Regions from separate parts of the Homo sapiens genome. Here all the other regions are linked to region 1. Evidence: chromatin contacts called from ENCODE Hi-C or POLR2A ChIA-PET data. All regions are on one chromosome and are shown on one strand. The core of a region is the stretch at or near the end of the contact, and the rest is flanking DNA. Distances in the headings are between cores, read along the strand shown.

Evidence for each region. Hi-C counts contacts between places; a loop is a spot of excess contacts on that map. ChIA-PET counts read pairs that join two places held with the same protein, here RNA polymerase II (POLR2A). Pooled maps may share reads with other maps.
Region 2: a loop to region 1 is called in a map of CD8-positive, alpha-beta T cell, with 8 times the contacts of the local background. The contact joins the promoter of CDC5L here to the promoter of ENPP4 in region 1. A Hi-C loop is called at or near these places in 1 of 168 maps with a recorded cell type or tissue (CD8-positive, alpha-beta T cell) and 8 of 50 pooled maps. POLR2A ChIA-PET finds 5 or more read pairs at or near these places in 1 of 52 experiments (activated B cell).
Region 3: a pooled map shows a loop between it and region 1 (5-fold over the local background). The contact joins the enhancer-like site here to the promoter of ENPP4 in region 1. A Hi-C loop is called at or near these places in 4 of 37 single-sample maps with no recorded cell type and 5 of 50 pooled maps.

What each region holds. Positions count from the first base shown.
Region 1 is chr6:46,127,936-46,131,781 of GRCh38, reverse strand. It overlaps ENPP4 (ectonucleotide pyrophosphatase/phosphodiesterase 4), which reads right to left and starts at 1,793. Exons shown (of 4, transcript NM_014936.5): 1 at 1,593-1,793. It also overlaps a transcript of CLIC5 not described here.
Region 2 is chr6:44,385,703-44,389,548 of GRCh38, reverse strand. CDC5L (cell division cycle 5 like) reads right to left here and starts at 1,843. Exons shown (of 16, transcript NM_001253.4): 1 at 1,681-1,843. The coding sequence starts at 1,725. LOC124901323 (a long non-coding RNA gene) reads left to right here and starts at 1,630. Exons shown (of 4, transcript XR_007059595.1): 1 at 1,630-2,510; 2 at 3,380-3,499. RefSeq lists an enhancer at 1,762-1,961.
Region 3 is chr6:47,241,001-47,244,846 of GRCh38, reverse strand. The region is part of intron 4 of TNFRSF21 (TNF receptor superfamily member 21); the gene reads left to right. Among named protein-coding and RNA genes, the nearest start is that of TNFRSF21, 67 kb to the left of the region's middle. RefSeq lists enhancers at 1,807-2,036, 2,257-2,386. Within about 2 kb of position 2,251, at least 27 of the 41 ENCODE cell types and tissues checked have a DNase peak (open chromatin) inside an H3K27ac peak, as active enhancers do.

The DNA.
Region 1 (3,846 bases), core at 544-3,043:
TACACTGTTGGTGGGACTGTAAACTAGTTCAACCATTGTGGAAGTCAGTGTGGCGATTCCTCAGGGATCTAGAACTAGAAATACCATTTGACCCAGCCATCCCATTACTGGGTATATACCCAAAGGACTATAAATCATGCTGCTATAAAGACACATGCACACATATGTTCATTGCAGCATTATTCACAATAGCAAAGACTTGGAACCAAGCCAAATGTCCAACAATGATAGACTGGATTAAGAAAATGTGGCACATATACACCATGGAATACTATGCAGCCATAAAAAATGATGAGTTCATGTCCTTTGTAGGGACATGGATGAAATTGGAAATCCATTCTCAGTAAACTATCGCAAGAACAAAAAACCAAACACTGCATATTCTCACTCATAGGTGGGAATTGAACAATGAGAACACATGGACACAGGAAGGGGAACATCACACTCTGGGGACTGTTGTGGGGTGGGGGGAAGGGGGAGGGATGGCATTGGGAGATATACCTAATGCTAGATGATGGGTTAGTGGGTGCAGCGCACCAGCATGGCACATATATACATATGTAACTAACCTGCACATTGTGCACATGTACCCTAAAACTTAAGGTATAATAATAATAATTAATAAATAAATAAATCTAAGACCTGAGACCATAAAAAAAAATGTCTTCCAAATTATATCCTGTAACTAATTTAAGTGGAGGTGGGGGGAAGACGCACAAGTGCAGCAGGCCTCTTAATTTCCTTAAAACAGATTGAAACAATCTCTGAGGGGAAAAAAGAAGAAATAGAAGCTCATAATACTGAAACCAGCAGTTGATATTTCACAGTAGTTGGCAAATCTTCCTTCAGACTTGGGTCCACAAGATTGCCTGATTAAGCAAAGCCCTTCTGGAGTCAGATCTGGTGTAAACCTGAATCTGCCTGTCACTAGTTGTACAATCTTGGTTGGACGCGTCCCTTCACTTCTCTGAGCCTGACTTTCGTCATCTGTAAAATGGGAATGCTATGATCTCATAGGGTGGTTGTGACAAGAAAAGGAAGCATTGTTTTTAAGTCCTTACGTGCTTTTAATCCAGCCCTTTAAAAAGGCACTTAAATGTACCTTTTATTGTTTGGTTGGCTTGTTTTCCAGGAAATTAGTTCTTAAATATCATTATCTATAATTAACATAAACTCTAATCTAATATTCAGACAGACGGATGTCGATGCCATGGGTGGTTCTCCTTTAAAACCAAAAGCCTGGCGACCCCGCCCCAGCTCCCCTCAATTTTACCCCAGACCCACCTTAGGTTCCTCCACTACCGTTCGGCTGACTTCCCTCCCTTCACACTTAACACCACAGGTTGCCTTCCCCAGCACCTGCTAATTTTTCTTTCCTCTTCCCTTCCTGGCCTCCGCCTCGGCCCGCCACCTCCCTGGCTCTTTGAGTCCCTTCGTGGACGTCCCCGCCGCGCCCCAGGGGATGTGCGTGTAGTGGGGGAGAGTGGGTCATAGGGTCTGGTCTCACCATCTCTATTTTCAAAGCCCCTAGGGGACTGGAGAGGGGGTGACATTGCCCCCCAGAACGCCGAGCGCGCGAGGCGCGTACTCACCAGCCGCCGCGGTCGCTTCTTTCCAATGCGCGGAACTCGGCGCTCGCGGCACCTGGCACTCGTGGGAAGTTGCGGGGAAGGGGGACCTGGAGGAAGAGGGGCGATGCCGAGCTCTTCCTGAGGCGCCTGCGCAGTGGCAGGCGCCGCGCCGCGGGGCACAGCCCCAACGTCCCTATCTGCGCCGCTCGGGGCGCTCCGAGTGTGCGCAGCTGCCAGGCGAGCGTCTAAGGCGCCAGCTCAGGGCTGGCTGGGACCGGGCAGCAGAGTCTGAAACACGTCCTTGGATTGGATGCTAGAACCAGCGTTGAATGTAACTTTCTTTCCGATTGGTTAGACAGGTGCTTGGAGGGGTTGTATCGGACCTAAGAGTAGAGGTTGATTCCACTCTCCCACCACGCACTTTTCGTATCATCCTAGATCTGGATGCCCTTCATGGAACCTAAAAACCAGCGAGTCCCGGAAAGGCCTCAGGCAATTGCCAAGCCGATGGCCTTCTGCCACTTAGTTAATGTGCACCTGGCAGCTTAGGTGGCCGCGGAGAAAGCAACTTTGGCTGCACCAAGGTCCGGCACAAGTCTGGAGAAGCTTCAGCCAGTTCCAGTGAGTTGGGATAAATGAAACGTGGATCTACCATAGACGTCTGTCCGTCTTACTGGATAAGCGAGCACCTTTACCGGGGAAGTTAGGTAATAGTTTACAAGTAAGGTTAAAAGCAGCACAGTGCCTGCGGCAGGGAACCAGTAATGAGTTACAGCTGAGAAATGGGTGCTTACTTTGACAGACGCGTATGTGGGATTGTGCTCCTGCTTTTAATTGGAAGGTTATTTAATAGAATAATGTAACTAAACTTTCCAACATAAAGAGCAGTTACCAAACAGAAGTAGAATTATTCGCTAACAGTTGGGTTGTCCAGGCACACTTGGCAGTGAGAGGATAGCATCTTTTTTCTTTTTATCTGTAGTGCCAAACAGAACTTGGTATAGAAGTACTTGCTAAATCACTATTGAATTTAATTGTCCCGCTTGTTAAAATGCAGGCTCCAGAAGGTATTTTCTTTCTTGTTCACTACTGTATCTCCAGCTCAAATAAAAAGTACAAATAAATTAAGAATATTAATCACATGTGATATCCTCAAGTGTTAAGTATTTAATAGCTGTAAATCCAGTACCTGGATTAGTAAACTGCAGTACTGGACCTTAGATAACAAATTCTGACGTTGGTCCCCTTGGTCTGAACCTTACAGTATAGCTATTACCAACAATCTGGAAGCAGCCATGGAGATGATTTGGCAATAGATGTATTCCGTTGATTATTAGTTTGTGCCTTGATAAATTAATTCCAGTTTTAAGTCTCAGGTTGGCCTGTGCATTGGTGAATATGGGCATCTTAGATCCATGGGCTTTCAGAGCTGGAGGGGATGGTAGTGGGTCTGTAGCTGAATCCCTAGAACCTGCAGACCCTAGAACCTGGTTTGAATACTCACTCTGTCACTCACCAGCAGAGCAATCATGGGCCAGTGTCTCAACCTATTTGAGCTTTCATTTCCTCATCTGCAAAACGCGTCTTGTTACAATACCAACCTCTTACTATCAAATGAATGAGGAAAGCGAGTAGAGTATTCAGCACAGTATCTGACACATGTTGTTTTGGGGATTATTATCATTATGACCAAAAAAGTACCCCAATTTGAACAATAGTCAGGGTAAGGCCAAGTTTTGGGGGAATTTAGGTAATGTCCAATGACATAACATTTAAGATTAGCAGAACTTAAATTTTGTGGCATTTGGGGGTATTGTGCATATCCTGTTTGTTCATTCAGTAGGTGCATATGTATGCTTAAAGGGTGGACAAAACTGAATGCCATCTAGGTCAGATGTGTGGTGAAGATAGCAGCTGGATGGGCATCAGGAGAGGACTCTCTTTATCCACTGCTACTGCCTGTGTGGCTGGGTTAAATTAGGGAGTCTCATGCCACCTGGGCTCTTGCTCTGTAAGATAAAGTGGTCAGGAACAGAGGGACAAAATGACACATAAGGACCTTTGGCCCTAAACTTTTGTTATCCTCTATATATTTACCATTTCAACCACAACCAAAATCCTGTTATAGTAAGGATATTTATCGTCTTGTGGAACAAGAAGTCCAGAGGTAAGGCAGACTTCAGGACTGGTTGAGTTAGCAACTCAACGATTTCATAATGTACTCAGTTCTTTGCAGCTTTACACTTGGCTTTTAACAGAGTAGACTTCTGGTTCC
Region 2 (3,846 bases), core at 594-3,093, 1.7 Mb after region 1:
GAATGCACCAACCTCAAGGAAGCCTGGCAAGCCAAGCCAAAGACAAGAAAGTTAATGGAGCCATAGATGCATGCACTTAGGCGATTTTACTTCTAGGCTTTTTTTCCCACATTGGATTTGAGGTACGTGCCTCTTGAGATACCCCACTCCATCCTCTACATCTCCCATGATCAAAGATACTTTTTAAAAAGACTGCAGAGCTTTGACCACTGCATAGGAATCCTACTGTTACTTGATTTTATATCTGTCTCTCCCTCAGAAGTCATCTCTTCTCCAATTTAAACAGTCTGGTTCCCTCGGTGGAAGCTGAGGCAGTTTTCATTGTCTTTTTTGTAACTTGGTTGCAGTACAACTACACTTAAACACATTTTCAATTAAATAGATACAGCAGATACCTACTCTACTTGATTCATTCTGCAAATACCTGTCGAGCAACCTACTTCATGTTGGTTACTGTCCTAGGTCCTAGGGATACCAAGACCTGGTCCTCTCGCCATGCTGTCTGGTGAGGTGAAAGAGCAACTAGCTCTTACTCAGAGGCTACTATGTGCCCTACTCTGATCTAAATATTCCAAACGTATTAACTCGTGTAATCCTCAAGAGAGGTTAAGTATTATTATCCCAATTTAGAAAAAGTAGAAAACTGAGGCTTTCAGAAGTTAAGAAACTTACCGAGTACCACACAGAGGATGTGATGCTTACAAAAAGACAAAGCAAGTTTTAACAAACGGAAGAAAAAGGTATCATGAGAATATCGGGGGTGCAATTAATTCTTACAGAGATTCCAAGAAGTGTTTCCGAACTAGGTTTGAAGGATGATCAGAAAGATGTCAAGCGCTAGGAAGGCAAAAGATGTAAAAAAAAAAAAAAAAAGAAGCCATAAAATGTAACGAAAAAAAGACACAGAGCATGAAAAGACATGATGTGCTCCAGAAACTGATAAATTCGGTACACTCTGAACACAAAACGCACTAAAATCTAATTTCTATTTCACTCCCACTCTACTGCCCTTTGGCTCACCAATGGCACTATCCACTACGTTTCTGGAAACAGAGACTATCCTAGGCCAGTTTTTCCTTTCTGGCTTCTATCTAGGCAAAGGCAGTGACAGAAAGAGACAGACCTTGGGATCTGTCGAGATGGCAGACAGGTTATGCCCTGATAACAGATAACCAGAGAGATGCGGGCATAAACGGGCTCTCTGAACCTGGCACTCAAACTGCTTCCCCTCTGCAAGGAAGTCAATGGAGACACAAAGTTGTGGCCACGGCAACTTCTTTATTTCTGAGTATGAGACAGAGTCGTGGTGCCTGGACTAAGAGTGGATGGTGCCCCGGGGGACCAACTCTGGCTGAGTTGGAACTCTGAGTTCTTCCCGGGGCCGGGGGGGGCGGGGGGGCGGGGTGGGAGGGGGCGTATTCAAGTCAACAAATGTTCACTCAGGGCCTAACAAGTGAGCTTGGAGCCGAGTAGCCAGGTGGTGACATCACGGTCCCTGTCCTACTGGCGCTCGCACAACACGGGGCCAGACACACGGAAAGGGCCCCAAGGGTCAGCCCCCGGGCTGCCCTCCACGCAGACCCCACAGGGTCTCCTCGTCGCCCCCCCGACCTCCGCGCGCGTGCGCACAAGCTGCTAGAGGGAGCGGCGGGCAGCGGACGGCGGGAAAAGGAGACTTACCTCGGTATTCCTCCATACGCCCCCCTTGATCATAATTCGAGGCATCTTGGCGGCAGGGTGTCTCGGCAAGCAGCCGAGAGGAGCTTCAGAGAAGTAGTAACAGCGATTGGGCCACCGGACTCAAAGCCGCCACTTCCTCCAAGCGCGACCTTCTGCTTTGAAGATCTGCGCAAGCGCAAGGTGGGAGGGGGCGCAGAATAGCAAGTCTCGCGAGATATTGGGTGGCTGAAAGGGAAAAAGTGTCTTGTGGAAGCTCAGCTGCAGGAAGACTAACACAAAACCATCAAACCACTCTGGCCAAAGCGCCTTACGCCCCGCGCATGTCCAAAACAGAATGGAAGAAACTACGGCTCTCGCGAGATAGCGGCGGTAGCGCTTGGCTGGGAACTTAGTGGTGGGATTGATCGTGACGTCACCGAGTGGCAGAGGGTGGGAACGTCACGCGTACGGAATTTCAGCACAGTTGCTCCGAAGAAGGCTTTGTTAATTTATTAATCTAGCCCTTTCAAGTATTTCAGTAATAGGAATTTATTCACAGAATACTCAGGAAAATCCAGTAGTTTATTTAAGGCTCAGTTTCCTAACCTGTAAAATAGAGATCATAGTAATGCCAACCTCACAGGATTGTCGTAAGGGCTAAATGAGATCATAGACCCAGCACAGTATCTGATCCATAATAACTGCTGCAAAACAATAGCAGCTATTACTGCAAGGAGGGCAACGCCAACTTCACCCCGTCCCCAGGTGATCCAGGCTTCTTCCAGAAACCTGCAGAAACGTCACGTCAGAGTTTTTAATTCATCGCCCAGTCTGGATTAATAATGCCATTGGTACGCACTGGTATTAGACAAAGTCGAGTTGGGTTGAAATATTGTGAAATCTTGGCTTTCTCATAAGTTTGGGTAATAACCTTACTGAATCTCAGTATCCTCATCTGAAAAGTGGAGCTAACAATACCCGCCTCGTAAATGAGGAGGCAGATTAACTGAAACATAACTAAAACCCAGTGAGGTAGGGATTGGCAAACTCTCTGCTACCCCACCCCAATTACTCATGCAGTCTCCTTCATCCTTCCAGAACATCTCTGGCTCCATCCCTGGAAAATATCAAAATATTTAGTGGGTTGGGAAATGCCCTATTTATAGTACTTAGTATTTATATAGTGCCTATCTCTTTATATTTCTTCATTTCTCCGTTTGCCTCTTCTGGAAGAGCTACAGAATTTTCTTTTTCCTTTTAGCTTTTATTTACACACATTCTGTGCAATTATGGTCAGCAAGAGGGCATTTTCCATGGCCACCCTGGTAGTGTTTGCCACTCAAAGGTTTATGCTGGCGGGCAGCCCGCCCTTGAGCTGTTTACCCACTGTGTGGTGTATAAGAAACCATTGGACCTGTGGCCAGTTAAACTCAAACAAAATGTTTTCATTTGGACCTCTCCTGTAATGGGGCGGTTTTTTTTTAATTTGTTATATTTAATTTTTGTGGGTACATAGTACACACATATTTATGGGGTACATGAGATATTTTGATACTGGCATACAACACATAATAATCACATCAGGGTAAATGGGGTATCCATCATCTCAAGTGTTTATCTTTTGTTTTACAAACAATCCAATTATAATCTTTTAGTTAATTTAAATGTACAATTAAATTATTTTTTACTATAGTCACCCTGTTGTGCTATCAAATACTAGGTCTTCGAGATTTTAACACTGGAGCATAGAGGAGGTCAGTCTCTACTGACTGCTGAACATCCAACACGTGACACCCAGGAGTTGTCTACCACCATGTTTTGGACTAAGGGAAAAAAGCAGGTAAAGAGAGAGATGTAAGTCCTGACCATGTCAGAGTACCTGGATCCAGCATGTTCCTGAGTCCCAGCTGCATTCCTGTCCTTGCATTCTGATTATTAGTTTCCTATTTGTGTTAGCCACTTGGAATTGGGTTTCTATTATTTGTAAGGAAGAGTCCTAACAATTCCAGAGATGGACCAATACTCTGTCAGAGGCCTTTCAGATCTCACATTCCAAGAGTTGATGAAGGCTTCTCCCTCCCACTCAGGGCCACCTCTTTACCATATGTTACTTTTGTGAGAACTAGAAAAAGGTGCCCCTTCCTCAAGACACTTTATGCCACATGCTGGAAAATTGTCACAAAATAC
Region 3 (3,846 bases), core at 1,002-3,501, 1.1 Mb before region 1:
AGGAATTGCATCATGGTCAGCAGTAGGTTTTATTTTATATCAGTTAATTTCGAGGTTTTCATCACTTATTTTTCACCATTTCCTTGGGAGAGACTAATGTCATTCCTGGTTTTTTAATAAACAATTGCCACAGAGGAAACTTTGATCGATCTACAGTTGGACTTTCACAGGACAGGCTGAAATTAAATGCCCAACAACTAAAATGACTTATCACCAAAAAAGTACTAGAAAAAAAACTTGGGGGAAATGTTTTGTTTTTATAATCACAACAGTAGAGAATAACATAAAGCACAGAAGCCGTACAAGAACAATGCAACTACTTAACAATAAATACACAAGCCAGAAAACACCGTATACAAATCAAAAGACAAAATAATCACAGGTTGAAATTGTTTGAAACATAGGGTTCAGTTTCTTGAAAAATAAGGAGTTTTTACAAATTAAGAAAAAAAATGTGCAGTCTTGTGAACAAGACAGTTCACAGAGAAGGAAATACTGAAGCCTTTTTTTTTTTTTTTTTTTTGAGACGGAGTCTTGCTGTGTCGCCCAGGCTGGCGTGCAGTGGCGCCATCTCGGGTCACTGCAAGCTCCCCCTCCCGGGTTCACGCCATTCTCCTGCCTCTGCCTCCCGAGTAGCTGGGAATACAGGTCCCCGCCACCACGCCTGGCTAATTTTTTTTGTATTTTTTAGTAGAGATGGGGTTTCACCGTGTTAGCCAGGATGGTCTCTATCTCCTGACCTTGTGATCCGCCCGCCTCGGCCTCCCGAAGTGCTGGGATTACAGGTGTGAGCCACCGCGCCCAGCCTGAAGACTTTTTAAACATGCAGATTTTTAACCTCTCAGGCTGGCATGGAGACCTATAATTCCACATCTAGGAAGATATCTTACACATGTTCACATGCATTCAGAATGATGCAAGTACACATATATTCATTGTAGTGTCATGTGTAATAGCAAAAGAGTGAGGAGATCTACAAATGCCCTTCACTAGAGGACTGGTTATCTAAGTTATTGAACATCTGTACAATGGAACAGCATGCACTTGTCAGAAGAAGTGAGTCAGCTCTTCATGTGCTAACCTCAAGAAGGGTTAAACGAAAAAAGGCCAGGTGAAGAATAGTATGTAGGATGGGGCACAGTGGCTCACACCTATAATCTCAGCACTTTGGGAGGCCAAGGTGGGCAGATCACTTGAAGTTAGGAGTTTGAGAACAGCCTGGCCAACATGGTGAAACCCCATCTCTACTAAAACTACAAAAATCATCTGGGCCTGGTGGTGCATGCCTGTAATCCCAGCTAGTCAGGAGGCTAAGGCACGAAAATCAATTGAATACAGGATATGGAGGCTGCAGTGAGCCGAGATTGCACCACTGCACTCCAGCCTGGGAGACACGAAAAAAACAAAACCAAAAAAACAACAGTATGTACATTGTGCCACCATATTGCAAAAATATATACATATATATACACACACACACAGTATATACATAGATGTTAAAAATTGTTTTAAAAAATAAGGGGGGTGGAGAACATATATACTTATTTATTGGTATAAGTATAGACTGTCTCTATCTCTGGAAGAGTATATTGTGACTTGGTAACAGTAGTTACCACCACGGAGGGAAACTGAGTTGCCGAGACTTGGAAGTCAGAGGTTAAGGTCAAAGGTTAACTTAGACTTGTAGACCATATGCATTGTAATTCTAATGGCATGAATCTAATTAATGGACTTATTATGCAATGCTAATTTAATCAGATTTGATGAGTTCAAAAAGCCCGAGTCATAAAGATGAACTTAAGCCTTCTTACTTCAAGGTCTTGAGTTTCCTACGAAATTACTTTCCATCCTCCACAGTGTCTTATGGCAAGCTTTAAAAAGGTTTGCGAAACTTTTTCTCATGGATAGAATTATCGAAAGGCTTTTTTGTGGGAAAGATTTTCCAATAGAAGTTTAGGGAAACCTAAGGAATTTCCAATGGAGCATGATCTCCTCATGTTCCGATGGTGCTGAGCTCTTAAAAGTCTTGGCAATATTTTCAAACGTGAGTGGGCTCCAGCTCTGAACCAAGAGAACCCACTTATTCACTGTCCTCACTTCCTCTTTTTGAGAAAGCTAATCAGTGAGTCAGCTCAGGGCTGCAACACCACTACCGTTGATGTCAGCAGCCTGGACAGCCTGCAGACACCCGTGCCGGTAGCGGGGCGGGGCTGCCCCCCCTTTTCCCTCCCTCCGGAGCCAGCTGGTTCTTACCAGCTTTGGCAGCTTTGTGCAGCACTATTTGTTGTGGCTTTTCTCCTGTACATACAGGAAAGGCACAGCTCTCTTGCTTAGGGCAAGGATTGGCTATTGACACTTTGACTTAAATGGGGGTGGATTTATAGACTTTGGGGCTCAATTTTGAAATTAACTCTTAGAAATGATGAGAATTCTAAGACGAGGTATATACAGAAAATTATAGCCAACTACCTTGATTTGAGTTTGGGGTATTTAAGCGAGAAACCCACCGTGACCAGCTAACCTAGTCTAACTTCATAGGCCTTAAGTAAGGTTGCAGTTGAAACAAAACCTTTTCATTATTCTGTGCTTGAACAGATCTGGGGTGAGTGGGAGTGTTTTTTAAAATAATTCCCCAGTGGTTTTGGCATTTTTTTGGCCAGGTTAATCCTGAGATTCCCCTGATGGTGGGTGAGTTTGTTCTGCAGGCTCTGCATTGGCTCCCAGCTTAAGGTTCACTCACCTATGCCATCTCTGTGGTCTGGCTTGGGGGTTCCCAAGGAAGCTGAGCAGAACATCTTGGTGTTGTGCTCCTGTTCTTTCTTCCATCCCATGACATCCAGTGATCCCAGGGAGCTCTAGACAGCAGATGGCCCTCGCTGTCCACTTGGCAATTGACAATTTAGATTTAAGTGTTGGTGCTGTTCCCTACTTATGCAATGGAAGCACCTCCTTGCTTCATGTACTAAAGTCTGGGCTGTGCAGGAGAAGAAGAAAGAAGGAAAGAAAACAAGAGGTTTTAACTCAACAATTAGAAGCCCAGGAAAAGTTTGGGGAATTTTTCTCTTAAAGTTACTTGACTCTTGGCCCTTCTCTTTAATTTTTTAAAATAATGTTTTAAGAGAAGACTTACGAAGCAAAGAAAATTTGGAAGCACATTACAACAAATAATAAATCTACCATCTAGATTCAATTGTTATTCACATTTTGGCATATTTGCTTTATCTATGTATGTATACGTTTCCAGTCCATATTCCCATTTCGAAGACTTTCTCTAAATTTCTTATAACTGATAATCCTTCTTTCAAGCATTTAGAAATCAGCATTTTTCCATTTGCCTCTTAAGATTTTTGTTTGCAAAAAAAAAATTGGGTACATTTGGGTTCTGCTTGCCAAGACCCCTTACTCTGGATTGAATTGAACAAGAATTCACACTCAGAAGAATAATTTTAAAATCATTGTCTCTCATCATCTGAAACTTTTTTTTTAGGGTGATGTATTTGTTTTTATTTTTTAAGGGAGAAATCATTATATACAAGTATTTTACAGTGTCCGAACTTAGGAATTGAATAGATTCAGATAAATTGTTTTGTGATGAGGCTGGTAACCTCATTATATGAACCCTTATTTATATCTGAAATCCTGGAACCACATAGATTTGAATAAGAAAGCATTTCTTATTATCTGAATTCCTCTTCTCTAAAGACCACATAGATTCAGATATCAAGAAATACTTTTCTGGCAAAGAAAATATGCCTTTTTTTCCTCCCAGAGCCCATCTTATATGCCTGTATAGGCCTATAGAAGGTCTTGAAATCTAATTTGATTTTGATTATGTGGGCAGCTGGG